2 separate regions of the Mus musculus genome follow, and region 2 is linked to region 1. Evidence: chromatin loops called from intact Hi-C (ENCODE). Cell type or tissue: heart. All regions are shown on one strand.

What was found. Hi-C counts contacts between places; a loop is a spot of excess contacts. Peaks named below come from ENCODE experiments on the same cell type or tissue, not always from the same donor. Only the 100,000 strongest peaks of a DNase experiment are listed, where the experiment ranks them.
Region 2: it touches region 1 in a loop (5-fold over the local background); 16 of 42 quality-filtered maps call a loop at or near these places.

The regions. Positions count from the first base shown.
Region 1 is chr8:24,433,505-24,441,504 of GRCm38, reverse strand. It overlaps Tcim (transcriptional and immune response regulator), which reads left to right and starts at 2,559. Exons shown (of 1, transcript NM_026931.3): 1 at 2,559-4,333. The coding sequence starts at 2,609. The coding sequence ends at 2,929. In heart, a CTCF peak has its summit at 3,563 (motif pointing left); DNase peaks (open chromatin) are centred at 2,564, 3,044 and 3,564; H3K4me3 peaks cover 2,316 bases; H3K27ac peaks cover 2,371 bases.
Region 2 is chr8:24,520,472-24,528,471 of GRCm38, reverse strand. No RefSeq gene overlaps it. Among named protein-coding and RNA genes, the nearest start is that of 9130214F15Rik, 21 kb to the right of the region's middle. In heart, a CTCF peak has its summit at 3,163 (motif pointing right); DNase peaks (open chromatin) are centred at 2,792, 4,191, 6,771 and 7,111; H3K27ac peaks cover 2,096 bases.

The sequences.
Region 1 (8,000 bases):
TAACATTCCATATGGATAGAGGTGAGGATCACGAAGCCCCAGCCCTTCTCTGGGAAGCAAGTGCCAGTAATGAGTTGCTGGGGAGAGAGAGTAATATTCTTCAGTGGTGGGAGTAACTGGTAAATTGTCTGTGCTCTGGTAAAACAAACAGCAAACAAACAAACAAAACAACAAAACCCTGTTCATATTCGTGCATGTGACACTAAATAAACTCAGTGAGTCATTATAAAATAAAAGTAAAACATGAAAAAGTAAAATACAAGACATGGTTAAGAGAGGGCACTTAGTGGGAAGAATAAAGAATTCAGCGAGAGTGGGACATGGGTGTAAGAGGGAACAGGAGAGTGAAAACGACCAAACTATGTTATATCCATGTACAAAATTATCAAAGAATCCAGGGGCTGGAGGCATGGCTCAGTGGTTAAGACCACTGCCTGCTCTTCTGGAGGACCCGGGTTCAATTCCCAGCATCCATGAGGCAGCTCATCACTGTCTATACCTCCTGTTCTAGGGGATCTAATACCATCACAAAGACGCACAAGCAGGTAAAATTGGTAAACACCAAATGCTCATAAAATAAAAACAAATAGGGCTGGAGAGACGGCTCAGTGGTTAAGAGCACTGACTGCTCTTCCAGAGGACCTGAGTTCAATTCCCAGCAACCACATGGTGGCTCACAACCATCTATAAACCATCTATAATGGGATCTGATGCCCTCTTCTGGTGTGTCTGAAGACAGCTACAGTGTATTCATATGCATAAAATAAGTCATTCTTTAAATTTTTTTTTAAATTCAAAAAGTTATTGGGGTGGCCCCAAGAACAATGCCCTGGGTGCTGGGTAGAGAGTGTTGCCAGGGTAGAGAATGCAGGATAAGCGGTCTCAGCTCTGGTGAGAGGACAGAGTTGAACGGGCTCAGCTTGGGAGGAGGTGAATCTTCAGAAAGCATCCCTGCCCGCAAAGGGTAGGAAATAGGCATTGGAAGAAGATGATCTCAGCCAACACCACAGATGCTCACAAGTGCACTAGACCCCCCATTGCTAGAACAGCTAGGATCTTACCAGCTCATATTGAAGGTCTCCCAACTAACTTGCCCCTCCCCTGAGCTATCTGTATCTCCTGGGTGACGGCCACTACAGTCGTCGGTGATGAGGGTGACAGTTGAGCTGGGGCCCTCTGGCTTGGACATCTCCTGGGATTTTGTAGAAGTTCCCTGCCCGTTATGTGCTTGAGCAACTCTGGCGCATACTTATCCACAGTGAACATTTCTTTCAGGTAATAGGAAGACACTGTAATTTCACATAATAGTCATATCTTCAAGTAATAAATTAAAAGTTGAAGATAGCATCATTCTGATTATGCTGAGTGATTCCAAAGTAGCCTTCAAAACAAAAGGTTTTGAAAAATGCAAAAGGTTTTGACATATGCAAAAATGTCTCACTCCTTTCTCCTAGTGAGACATAAACTTTATTAAGGTAAAATAAATGATTTTATTTCTATTTTATTCATTTAATTTAATTCTGAGACAGGGCATTCATTCCTGTGTAGTTCAGTCTGTCCTGCAGCTTGCTAGCCTGCCTCAGCCTTCTAAGACAGATGGGGTTATAGGTGTGTGATTTTCTTGACTATAAGTGAAATAACATTAAAAGTCCATTCTAGTTTCTTGGAGGACCAGAAAGGAGAGTAGAGATTTGAATCATAAAGAGGAATCTCTAGGTCAGAGGAAGGTGACATTTAGCATAGAACAGCTGTACGTATCTGAGTCTTGTGGATAGCAAAAGTAATAGATTAAAAGCGTGTAATGAAGATAGCAGCATTCTGATAATGCTGAGTGACTCCAAAGTAGCCCTCAAAACAAAAGATCAGCTCATTCCTTGTGGGCATTAAGTACCCACAGCACCACCATTAACCTTTGCTCCTTGCTTTTGAATAGTTGTTGCTGTCAATACTTACACAAGCTGGGGAGCTACCATCTGCCGCTATTACTGTTTAAATTGCAGTTCCCAGCAGAAATTACATACAGCACTCAGGTACAGTTTGAGATTTGTGCTTTCGGGCTGAGCCATGTCAGTAAACTTTAGCTCCAGAGTCAGACTTCCTGTCCTCCCAAGCATTTTTTTTTTTCTTCTGACTTCCTCACCCTCACCCTGATAGGGACAGGCAAAAGGCACACAGACCTAGGCTGCCAGGGTCTGGCCCACACTTTAAAACTTTTGTACTAATTGAAACTCTGTTGAGCTTGGCAGAACTCCTTGTTTCAATCGTAGGCAAAGATTTGGAGCCTTTTCTTTTCTCTCTCTCTCCTGATTTCGGCTTCTGGAAGGAAGAGCCAGTTTGTAAGGCACAATGCCGTCTGAGGTGTAAAGAGGCAAGCTTGTAGCCAGCTATCTCTAAACAAGCTTTGAAATGCATTCTAGCATCCGGAGCCAGATCTTTGGCAAGGCAACTGTTAATGTTCTGTGGTTTTTTCCTCCCTGGGATCAATGTGACGTCACCAGTGTAATTTGAGTCCCGAGCTTTGTTCACCCTTTAAATAGCCGTCCTGGGACGATTTTTACAACAGACTCCCCTGGAAGTGCCCAAGCTGAGCCGTGGAAGACCCACATCGATGAAAGCCAAGCCAAGCCATCAAGCCACCAGCATGTCCTCGTCTCTTCGAGTAAGCCCGTCCATCCACGGCTACCACTTCGACACAGCCGCTCGCAAGAAAGCTGTGGGCAACATCTTTGAGAACATAGACCAGGAGTCCCTGCAGAGGCTCTTCAGGAACTCCGGAGACAAGAAGGCAGAGGAGCGGGCCAAGATCATTTTTGCCATCGACCAAGATTTGGAGGAGAAAACTCGAGCCCTCATGGCCCTGAAGAAGAGGACAAAAGACAAGCTTCTTCAGTTTCTCAAACTGCGGAAATATTCCATCAAGGTACACTGAGCACAGCAGGCTGGGCAAGAGCGTATCCACCAATGGACCTTTAAAGACCCAGTGAGCCTGCCAGCTCTGGCACGGGCAGTGTCCCGCGAAAAGGCTTGAGAGCTTCCTCCGACAGGACCCCGAGGATGGAAAGGGACATACATAACTCACCAGCTACACAGACTTGCAACTCATTGCAGCCCTGAGCTGTCCCACTGGGAGCCAAGTGCCTTCAGCAGGCGTTGAGAACTCTCACAGCAGGAAAGGACATAGCCTGAGAGGATGGAGGCACTGACCAGAACACTGCGTTTGTGGGGACTGAGTGCACGCACCCAGGGCCGTTGGCAAGGCCCTAAGACTAAACTCAAACCTAACTTGGTTTTTGTTCTTGTTGTTCGGTTTATTATTTTGTTTTCTTTTTTCTTTTCTTCCTTTTTTCTTTTTTTAAATATTGAAGTGGGGAGGGAGGGAAGAGAAGGAATATGAAGCATAAGTGGTTTACTGAAGTTTTGTGTGTTTTTTTTTTTAAATCTGAATGTTTAAAAATGTGGCTAAATCTCCGTGCTGTTTATTGGTCAAGATTTTTAGAGATCAGTAATTGTCTGCTTGCATTGAATACAATGGCTAAGACAGTGCACCCCCTGCTGTTAAAGTCAAAGAACTGGATGCCTGGCCCAGCCCAGTAAAACCCCACAGCATGGGCTATGTTTCTACAGGATTTGTACACACTTCAAAATGGTTTGCACAAAGCTGAAATAATGGGGCCCTTCATAAATCCGAAGGACTGTGAACAACTTTCGAATGTGCTTTTTAAAACTCTCTGACTAATGCTAAAATCTAATCTAATTAAATGTCCTCCAGACACTGTAGTAAGCATTAGGAAATGAATATGGGGGATTTTAGAAGGATGCTGTGGGTTTTTTAAAATTATTTATTATGCATTGTAAGTGATACATAGCCCTAATAAATTATTATCAACTTAGCTTCTCTTTGCTCTGTGGTGATCCGTCCCCAAGGGAAAAATATAGGATGGTAAATTTTGATCATTGTAAACTTTTCTAGGGGTTGACTCTAAATCTTCCAGAGTAGCTTTATGCTGATTGCCAAACTTTTCCAAAACAAGTTACAGCGCCAAGTGTCTACAGAGCCTTCTCCCCGCCCCCATTTTAAACTTCATGGCATAGAGTTTCCCACAGAGTAATTTGGCAATATTGCTTTTATATATCCATAATCTATCTTCATTTTTCGTGAAATTTCTCCTCTGTCACTACAGCAGATACATACCCATTTATTTCTTCCTAAACGGTATGTTTTGAAGTTCGAGTGAATTATGATGAAGTTTCTGTGGGTCATTATAACATTAATATCTCTCTCCTTATTCCAGTATAATTTATAATAAAGCATTTCTAAAAAGGCATAAGCCAATGCCCACTGTGCTTTCTTAATAGAAAGGCAAAAAAAAGTTTCCAGAAATTCAGCAAAGCTACCAAGTTTTCTCTTTTAAGTTTTTCTTTTTTGTTGTTGTTGTTTGTTTGTTTTTTTGGTTTGGATTTTTGTTTTGTTTTTTATTTTATTTTTGTTTGTTTGTTTGTTTGTTTGTTTTGACAGGGTTTCTCTGTGTAGCCCTGGCTGTCCTGGAACTCACTTTGTAGACCAGGCTGGCCTCAAACTCAGAAATCCACCTGCCTCTGCCTCCCAAGTGCTGGGATTAAAGGCGTGTGCCACCACCGCCTGGCTCCAAGTTTTCTCTTTTAAATGCTGAATATGCTATATCAAAACAAATGAGCTATATGGAACCTTTCAGGAGGGTTAAGCCAGATTTTTATTTTATTTTTCAAATTAATTAAGTTATATACTTCACATCCCAATAAGCCAGAATTTTAAATACAAAAATTATAAAAAGAAAAGAACATAGTTAAACATCTGTATTCTGTCAATAATTATTGAGTTGTTGAAGGTCATTACACATTGATCCATGGGACCCTTATCTAGGCTTATAGGTCAGCATTAGATCACTGACCATATATACAAGATCCTGAGTTTCAGTCCCTGGAAATAAAAAAAGGGGGGGAGGGAGAATTATTCTACAAGTGTGTGTGTGTTTGCGTGTGTGTGCGTGTGTGTGTGATGTGTATGCAAGTATGTGTGCATCCGTGTGTGAGTGTGTGTGAATGTTGTGATGTGCTTGTGAGTGTGTGTGATGTGTATATGAATGTGTGCATATGTGTGTGAGTGTATGTCATGTGTGTGAGTGTTGTGATATGTATGTGTGTAAATGTTGTGATGTGTTTGTGAATGTGTGTGTGTGATGTGTGTGTGCATATGTGTGTAAATGTATGTGATAAGTATGTATGTATGTATGTATGTGTTGTGATGTGTTTGGGACTGTGTGTACATGTAATGTATATGTGAGTGTGTGCATATGTATGTGTGTGTGGTGTGTGTTTGTGTGTATATGTGAGTGTTGTGATATGTGTATGTGTGTGTTTGTGTGAAAAATGCCTATGAGCATTATCTAGGAGGATTATTCATACTCTTCATCAGATTTTCAGATGGTACCAAAAGAGGTTAAGAACCACAGAGGCAGCCTTCAGCGGGGATAGTCACTTGGCCAGAATATGCTCATGAAAGTAGGGACTGTGGAGAAGTCCTCTGTTCAGTCTCCTGGCTTTCAGTCTGATGCACACTGAGCTGTGTGTGTGTGTGTGTGTGTGTGTGTGTGTGTGTGTGTGTGTGCTCAGAATAAGTGACCTAGTCCTTATGGGAACCATTATGAAAATCTTTAAGTTGCACTGCATTCAAAGACAGAGCTGGGTCTGGCTGCCTCTGCCTGAAACCCTACCACTCAGGAGAAATAGGCAGAGGATTGTGAACTCAAGGCCAGCAACTGTCGCTCGGTACGATCATGTCTAAACGATCAATTAGTCCATCTCTTCCTTTATGCATCCCAATGAAGGAAGCACAGCTCAGATGCTGAACTTAGGTTTAATTCCCCGCATGCTCTCAGAACTCTCTATTCTGATGCTGTTATTATCTGTAGAGTGTAGTGTCATCTGTCTTCACCAATGCGTGAAGGAGAAAAAACGAAAATTCCACCAGTAGCTTGTTACAAGCTGTCTCCCCTCTTTTGGGAAGAACGGAGCAGAATCAGTGTGATTGTACAAGATGATTTTTTAACTGCATAATAAACACTAGTAGTGTCGGATAAAAATAGGCATTATCAGGAAAGCAGAGCCGAGGGGTCAGAGAGATGGCTCAGCAGTTAAGAGCAAGTGCTGTTTTTAACAGAGGACTGACTTTGGTTCCAAGAATACATACTTGTATGACTCGAAACTACCTATAATTCTAGGGATCTGATACCTCTCTTGCCTCAGCAGGCATCTGGATCCACTTGTACAACCCACACACAGACACACAGACACACAGACACACAGACACACAGACACACAGACACACACACACACACACACACACACACACACATATATATATATACACAAAATCGAAAACAAAATTTAAACGACATAAAGGAGGACAGTTTCAGTTCTGAGTTCTTTTTCTGACACAAGGAGGGCCATATGAACTGTAAGAACTTAGTGTAATAAGAGATCATAAAAGCATGAAGGGTTTAGTAGCTCATTAATCCGATCACCTCACTGGGATCACCATCATTGCTAACTTTTGCTGACGTATCATACCGAGGGCCAGCTAATTCTCTAAACGTATTTTGATGGAATAGATAAGAGAATGTGTGTCTGTACTGATGTATCCCCATGCACATAGGGCTATAAACTTCAACAACTGGGGATCTTGCTGATGACATACAACTTAGGAAGAATGGCCTTCGTGCCTTTGGATAGCAGCTTTGATTGTGTTACCATGAGAGACCAAGCTCTCCTCCTCCTCTGCAGTTCACTAATCAACTGAAAAGATAGTAGAGTATGGCTTCTGTCAGTCATTGTCTCACCTGTCCATCTGCTTACCACGTGGACATGTCCTAGTTAAGCATCTCGGTGGCACTGTGCATTTAAGGCAGTGCCACATTCACAGCTTGGAACCAAGGCCCCTCCTTATGTCTCCTCTGGGCACTTAGGGGCTGGGGGCTGGTTTTCTCTTGGGGCCTGACAGAAAGCACAGGCTTGCTGTTCCATTCATTCCACTTGCTACCTGCTCGCAGCAAGAGGATTCTGTAGCATACAGGATTTATTGAGAAAGGTCTGGGTTGTGGGTCTAGCTACACATTCTTCCATCGTCACGGGTGATTTGAATGTCATTGACATTTCTCTGAAAAGTCTGATCTGCTAACTTAAAAGAAAAGCCACTGCCAGGGGCCTCTTGGTCCTTGCAGAGCACACCAGGTGACTTTCTGCTTATACAGACATTCCCAGCATGGCCTAGGTATGAAATGACCAGTCCTGCATGGGGAGCTCATGGGGAGGGGTGCTGAATTTGTATCTTATTCACTCCCCCAGCAAAAATGTAGGAGGTACATAGATACACACACTGTATGAGAAAGTAGTCACATGTGCATCATCTATATTTGTGCAATTGATGTGTATGTATCTAGGTATATACATATAGGTATATCTGTGTATGCATATGTCCATGTGGATATATGAGAATATGTATTTGTGTATGTTTTCATGTGCAAATCTGTATTCCTGTGTATGTATATGTGTATCTGGGTAAGCACTCATGAGTGTGTGAATGTGTCTGTGTATACATGTGTCTATGTGAGGTTATGTGTTCATGTATGTTCTTGTGTAATATGAATATGTCTGAGTGAGTGGATGTACATGTGTGTGTGTGCATGAGTGTATGTTAGTGTGTCCAGCCTATAGCTATGTGAGCATGTGTATCTGTTTGAATCTGTGTATGTGCTGAGGATTAGCATGTAGTCCCAACCTGGGACATGCTTCAAGATTCCATGAAAGAGTAACAGACAAAAGGGAAACCCTTTTGGCTGGCCCACGGGCATATTGTTCACAGAGGCAGGAGTGAGTGACTCGTGTTTGAGTCTCCCATCGATTGTGACCTGGGGTGGGGTGGGGTGGGGCTAAACAATAAAGAGTGACAATTAGAAGATCGCTGA
Region 2 (8,000 bases), 87 kb before region 1:
TTTGTTCTGTAAGACATTCCCTGAGTGGAAGAGGCCCACCCACAGTAAGGAAGGGAATTTGCTTTACTTAAAGTCACCTTAAATACTAAATGCTTAAATCTCATCCAAAGAGAACCCAGAAGCGCAGACGCAGGACTAAGCTAAGCTGGATATTTATTTACCTTTAAGAGGATGGAAAGGAGCAAGTTAAGGCACCGGCTATGCATTCCTCACACCGCTGGGCGGAGAGTCCTCCCTTCAAACTGATGGGGAAGAGAGAGTCCTCCCTTCAAACTGATGGGGAAGAGAGAGTCCTCCCTTCAAACTGATGGGGAAGAGTCAAGACGCGGTGTTCACCGAGATCTCAGCAAGGAAGGTTGGGGGCTGGGTGGAAATTCTTGATGGAAAGTTGGGGACATCACTCAGGCAAACCTGGTGCAGCTTACAACCAGAGGCTTCCGTGCCAGCTGAGCCACGTGAAATTGTTAAACTTAGTTATGTCATTTTTAGTTTGTGCGTACGTCTGTGTGTCCGTTTGTCTGTGTGTGTGCTGGTGATCAGAGGCCACAAGAGGGCATCAAACTTGTGTGCTGGGAACCAAACTTGGGTCTTCTGCAAAAGCAGCAAGTGCTCTTAATTGCTGAGATCTCTCTCCACCCTCTTCCCCCTCAGCCTTTGTTTGGTAGTTGTTTTTAAGTCATTAAAACCCTTGCAGACACCAGGGCATCAAGCATTTTTGGCAAATGCTAGGCTGCACCCCAGTCCTGAGCATACAGTCTCTTAACAAAGCTATAAACTTTGTTTTCGGAGGATGCTGATGTCAGTTCTTGTCTGTGGAGACAGGGCTAGCCTTCCAAAGGTCAAAGCTGTTTGCACAAGACCCTCTTAGCACAAGTTGCCTCTGCCACCAATGTAGGAAACAGGAAGACACTGGTTCCTTTAAAGTTTCTGTCCACGTACAGCTAGAATTAGTTTTGGTTATTTGTAAGAAGAGCAGTAAAGATTCAATACGATTTTAATGGCCAAACAACAAAACCATTAAAGCAGTCAACCTATGGGCCACGAAGGTGCTCAGCGGCGCTGGTCTGCCTTGACCCCTGGGCTGGCCTCTGAGAGGGACACAACGTTCTCAGCTTTCCCGGTGTGAAGTGAAGGCAGAGAGTCCAAATCGAGGCCCAAAGGAGTCTTCTCCGGTTCATTTGACAATCGTCATTCATTTTTTCCAAATAAGTATTAAATTAAAGATCCTCCAGAAAGAAAAGGGGGTGGGAGGGAGGGAGGGAGAAAGAAAAGAGCAAGGAAGCATGGGAGGAAGGAGAAGGAAGAAAGAAGAAGGAAAAACAAAAAGGGGGTAGGATTTCAACATTATAGTCCAGATCTGACTCAATTTTTAGATCTGAGATACAACGCTCAGTACCTGCTAGTCAATTATTGCTCCCAGACAACGAGCCCCGTGCCGAGCCTTGTGCGGAGGAGGAGGAGGAGGAGGTCGGTCCTGACTCTACCCCTGCACAGATGTTGTATTTACTTTGCTAATGGAGGAGACGCTTGTCTCTTGCTCTGCTCATTTAACAGTAAAGATAATAAAGAAGTCGGGCTTTACGGCTTTCTGAGAGCAATTGCTGCTTAGTGCCTGCAGCTTAGCATCTGCTTCTTAGGAACATTAAAAACTGCTTTCTTGAGTGTAAGCATCATCAAAAAAAAAATAAATGAATTTTTTTTGCAAAGTCATTTGCTTTATAAACTCACAAATCTTTGGGGCCGTGGGCTTTCGTGGCAGCTGCAGAGCCAGCACGCCAACCCTATTCCACGTTACCTTTAGTCGCTCACATGGCTTTATCCCTCTTACAGACAGGTACCTGCGGGTAATATGTGCTCTGTGAGGTAGCTTGTTTAGAGCCCGTGTCACCTCTCTTCCCCCTGGGCTGGAATCCTCTCTCTGGGCTACCCTGCTTTGTAACTGTGAAGTGTGTGTAGACTTTACATGCCAACATCCCTGTACACTCTGACCCCAAGCCTAACCAACATTAGAGATGGGGACAGCTTTTGATTGTGTCAGGAATCTTGCACCAAAGACTTTCCCTTAGAGCCAACGAGGCACACAGCCTTTTCTAGCAAAATGACTCCAAAATTACTTATTAATTATATACATACTTGTTACTTTATCATCCATTGATATGATTTCTCTCATACAAATACTTTTTTTTAAGTCTCATCTGTCAACTAACACAGACAGTAGTCATTAATAGTGTGACTAATCAAACATACAAATAAAATACATCCACACGTGCCTGCTGGCATTTCAGTTACTTAAACACAGAGGGAAAAAAAGAAAGATGTAAATCACCACAGTCACAATGTGAACGATGAACTTCACTGTGTCTCAGCACAGCACAGAGGGAAAGGCCAGGATCGTCATGCACTGCAGTGGCAGGCTGTTGTCATCTCCCTCTGGGGACAATTCATGGGGCACTGCTGGGTACCACAAGTCACTGCTGTCAACACCAATGCTTGGCTGCAAAGGGTGACAAGGATCCATGCATGTGGATAATATATATAATATTCACTAGTCACTTTTAACCCACAGTTTGAGCCTGTAGACTCTTTCTTTAACCCTTTGCTGGGAAAAAACTTAGGGCATTAGCCTACCGACAAAAGAAAGACCCAACAAGCTGGCTCGGACACCCTGATTGTCTGGGGAGCCCAGGTTACCCCACAGCCAGCAGTGTCTAGATTGTGCTCTGGAGTGTGGGAGATTGGAATTCTTAGCTAGACTGGTGTCAAGCTCCTGGGGTTTAGAGTCCACTTCCTGGGTTCTTTTCTGACTGTGCAGTTGGTACTGATCCAGCGAGCGTGGGGGCAGGGTCAATGGGGCAGCCCCTGCATGCAACAGAATAGAGATGAGTGCAGAGGACACTGAGGCAGGGGCGGACCGCATCTGTGTCTCCTGCTCATCTCTGAGTCCTAGGAAGACTGACTGAGCTCAACTCCCAGTATATGATCTGAGAATTTTGATTTAAATGTGGACTTGGGTCATGGTGGATGTCATATGACTTACTGGAATAATTTTCTATGCTGCTGCTTTGTAACTGTGCAGAATTTATATGCCAACATCCCTTTGCACTCTGACCCCAACTCTAACCCTAATGGCTTTTGATTGCTTAGTTTTTGCTTGCAGATCTGGCTATTGACCACAAGAGGGCAGTAGCAACCTACAAATCTTTACGGCACGCTCAAAGGCGCGGATTCTGTGTTTGCTTGTCTCAGGCGGAAATATGCATATTTTTGGAAGTCTTTCTTTTCTCCACAGGGGCCCTGGGAAGACCTTGAGAAGTTATTTCACCCCAGGTGATGCCTTCAGCCAGAACCACATTAAATCAGCACAGATGGCTCTCTCTGGGCTCAAGAGCAAACGGCAGTTTATTTGTAAAAGCTGAAGTTAATAATGATAATGATGTACAATAGATATGATAAAGGAAAACCCTGATAGATTTATTTTAACAGGAGAGACGCTCTCCTTGTCTCCACGATCAGTGTTATCTGTCCAGGAAGCTTAAATGGAGACAAATTAGGAATTCAGCAACAGGAGCAAGCTTTGGGGAGATCACACGGAAGGTCAGGTACACGGGAGAAGCCACATGGCTGCCAGGCTTAGAGAGCAATTAGTTGGGGTTCTGTCTTAAAAAATACAGGAGAAAAAAAGGCAGATAGCACCATGGAAATGAAGTATCTTTCTCTTGCTTTCCCTTATCCCAGCCGTGTTTCCCTTGGTGGGACATGTGCCCTCCTACTATGGAAAACTCAGTGTGTGCCAAGCCTTTCCCCCTAAGAGTGTCCTGAACCCCACTGCAGCTCAGGATGGGTCCAAAGCATTGATTGATCAAGGCAATAATCAATTGATCAGGGCAACAATCAATTGGTCTCCCTGATTGTTCATTACCACAAAGCCCAACCTTCTCATAAAATACCAAGTACACATAAAAGAATATAAACTGCACGTGCACATGTGTGTGTGTGTGTGTGTGTGTGTGTGTGTGTGTGTGTGTGTGTGTGAGGAAACCAGTAAAATAGCTTGTCCAGACTACACACTGTTGCCGCCGTACTGCCACAGGGCCAAAGTCGACTTCAGATTCGTGTCTGCAGGTGGACCGTGTAAAGCCCACTGGACACATTCACACCAGCCTCCCTGTCTGTGACACCCACCACGCTCTGAGTCCCGGTTCCTCCGCTGAACATAGTTGGAGCCCTGGGAGTGTGGGGAGCAGGGGAGCAGCTTCAGGCCGTCAGGATGGAGACACAGCAGGATACGCTGTCTGTCACAAACCCCTATCAGCTTATGTGTGCAGAGTGTAGTGTAACTGGTTGCTGTGTTGTTATGGTTGCTAGGGATTGTTACTCACTGTTAAGGGCCTGGAAGGAAAGCTTCCTTCTTAATCATAAGGCATTATAGAGTGGAGAAGGCCCTGTGTTTCCACACTCCCAAGGCTGTCAGCAAGAAAGGCTGCAGTCTGGGATCCTACGGTCTGGGAAGGCAGAGCTGATTGCCTTCTCTCTCTCTCTCTCTCTCTCTCTCTCTCTCTCTCTCTCAGTCTCTCTCTCAGTGTTTTTCTGACACTAATTTCTGCCCTGGCCACCCCGGAAGGCTGTTCCACCCTATGTCATGTTCCAGATTATATCAATTATGTATGTGAGTGTATGTGGGGGCGCATGCATGCCAGTGAGTGTGCTCTCCCGTAGGTGCTTGTGGAGGCCAGAGGCCAGTCTCAGACATCACTCCTGAGGATCGTCCACCTTTCTTTCTCTCTCTCTCTTTCTCTCTCTCTCTCTCTCTCTCTCTCTCTCTCTCTCTCTCTTTCTTTCTTTCTTTCTTTCTTTCTTTCAGCAGGGTCTCATCTGGAGCTCAGCAATTAGGCCAGGCAGGCCAGCCAGTGATTTCTGCTGTTCCTGCCTTTCTGGTACCAGCTTTACAAGTGTATCCCATCATACCTGTTTATTTACATTTATTTTGTGGTATAGGTGTATGTGTGCGTGCGTGCGTGTGTGCGTGCGTGCGTGCGTGCGTGCGTGTGTGTGTGCGTGTGCATGCATACCTGTGCATGTGCCTGTGCGTGTGTGTGTGTGTGTGTGTGTGTGTATGTTCATGTGAGTGTGAAGGCTAGGTTTTCCTTGAGTGTCTTCTTCAATTACTTTCCACTTTCATTTTTGAGACAGGGTCTCTCATGGAACATAGTTCTGCTAGGCTGGCTGGCCATGTACTCTGGGGATACACCTCTACCCTCCAGCCTCCCCTGCCCCCGTCACCTTATAACCAGGTGCCCCATTCCCAGGTGCAGCATTGCACCAGCTGCACCAGGACGCCTGGCCTATCACGTGGTGCTGGGATCTGAACTTGGCTTCTCTCTTGGTGAGACGGGTGCTCTCCCGACAGAGCCATCTCTCTCTATCCCAACCCTTCTACTTTTAGAATCTAACCCAAATCATCTGCTTGGGTATAAGAACTGCAGACTCTGGGGTACAGCTCAGCCATGGGGACCCCACTTCCATTCTCAGCACTGGCAAAATGTAGAGCATACCAAAGCAACCCTTCTGATACCACGGAGCCTGAGGACCAGCACAAGGCTTCCAGAGGTGGAGTCTCGATGCCACTGGCACAGGAGCGACTTCTTTGCGTGAAGACAGAGAGAGTCTTGGTGCCCATCATGACTGGCTAAACTGGGCAGTACAAGCCTAGCATCCACCTCTAAGGTCCTGGTCCTGGGGCTTCTGAGCTCCCAGGCTGGTGGCCTCTCCTCTTTTGGAACAGCATCTGTTTTTGTGGAATGAAAACAGTCCCAGAATAGCAGCCTGCTTCTCTCTCCTGTTCAAAACGACCCAGGGATGTCATTAGCTACTCATGGCGGTTGATGAGTTTGGGGGTGTCTGCTCCTCCTCACGGATCAAGGCTATGGAAGTACTCAATATCTGTTTACTCTCCAGGCAGTGGGGGAAAATTACGGGAAGGGCGATCATTTCTGTTTTGAAGAGACTTCCAAGAAGACCTCTTTGTATGTTGTTTGCTTCGCCGTCGTCTCTTACTCTTGTAGACTCCATGGTCACCAGGGAGACTTCTAAGTGTAATTATTAAAGAGAACAGACATACACTAGGCAAAATGTTAGGGGTTTTAAAAAAGTGTGCCTGTGTTTTTGTGTGTGTGAACGTTGGATGACAAAACCTATTTATTCTTTTTCTTCTAAGTTTTTAAACATTTAAATTATATACGTGTGTATCTCTGGGGATGGGGTATGCACACACGAGTGCAGGTGTCTGCTGCTGCCAGAGATGTCGTCTGGGTCTGGAGCCACAGGCAGCTGCCACAGGGAAATCCCTGAGCCATCCGTCTCTCCAGTCCTCCATTTTCAATTCATCTTCCTGTCCTCTTTCTCCCCTTCCTTCCCCTCCTTTTGTTTTATAAAACAGGGTCTCCCTCAATATGTAGCCTGGGCTAGCCTCAAACTCAAAATCCTCCTGCCTTAGCTTCTCAAGAGCTTGAATTGCAAGTACCTGTTGCTATGCCCTGCTCTACATAGTTCTTAGGTAGTTCAGTTTTCTCAGTGCCCTTCATATTTTTCAGCCCGTCTACTCAGATAGGAGTCTAAAGCACACAGTGTTGTGTAAGAGGCCGGCAGCGGATGAAGCCATTAACACCACCTTCTGGATTTGCATTTTGATAAGATTGAAAACTAAGTGTGGTTGTTATGCTCCACTAATGGAATTTCAAGACAGCATGGGGGGGGGGGGTGTGGAGTCCCAGTGCTCGCCAGTGCACACTAAGGGTTGTGAGCCTGCAGCTGTGCCAATGCGGAAACCTGTCCTACCAGAACAGCTGCGGTCAAAATGAGCAGAGTCCCACCAATTCTGCCCGCGTCAATGAATTTCTTAATGGCTTGCTCTACTTAGAGTCTCATCACACTGCCAACATGCAGATGCAGACACAGAGAACTTTGTTTCAGCTCCTAGTTGGAGAGGGTCATAGCTTGTGGTGAGTTCTTGCCAGCTGTAGTCAGCACACTGGTAGATCAGAGAACACAAAACCGGGCCCAGGCTAGACCCTTCAAAGGCTCCCCCTCAGTGACCTACGCTGACCAGACAGGCCCCACCCCTTAAAGGCTCCACAGGCCCCACCCCCACACTCCAGCTGGGGAACATGAAAACCATTTGGTGGGGACAGCTCATACTCAGTCACCACAGGGAAGCAGTCCCATTTGCAGCGTGGTACTCACACTCTGACCTCACAGGAAGACGTGGTGGGCATGGGTGCTCTGGCCACTCTCAGGGTTCCTGAGTCAGCGAGCCCCGAGTTCAGCCTGGAGACTGCTTTTCCAACTAGTTCCCACGTCATGTCGTCATCATCTCGGTCTGAGAGCCCTTAGCTCATGGGGGCTCCTTTGTTTTGCTTGCTCTCCAGAACACTGTGGACGAACTCCTATGATTCATCTCTCACGTTTAATGAACGGGTTTTGCTTTTTGAAGAAGGGGAAGACTTTAGTCATGTTTTATCATCAAAATCTATGGTCTTGGTTGTTTAGCTCCTGTCCTTTTTTTCTGTCTGAAAATGCTTCGAGATGTTTATGATAATAACGAGAGGAGGCTGGAGGTCAACTCTGAGTATCAGTCTTCCGGGATCATCTGCTTTGGATTGGAAACAGGCTCTCTCACTTGGCCTGGGAATGGCCATTTAGATTAGGCCGGCTGGCCAGTGAATGCTGGAGACCTGCTGGTCTCTGTTTATGAGTGACTGCCAGACGCACCAGTCTCTTTATGTGGATTCTGGGAGAGAACTCAGGTTTTTCTGCTTACATGGCAGGCGCTCAGCTCCAACTTTACCATGACTGTTGAAATGTAGAAAAACTCAAGAGTTGGGAATGTAGCATGAAAAATGCTTCAGGTTCTGGCTCCAACACTGAAAGAGAGAGAGAGAGATGGGGGTGGGGGGGGGGAGAGAAGGACACACAGAGACAGAGACACAGAGAGAGACAGAGAA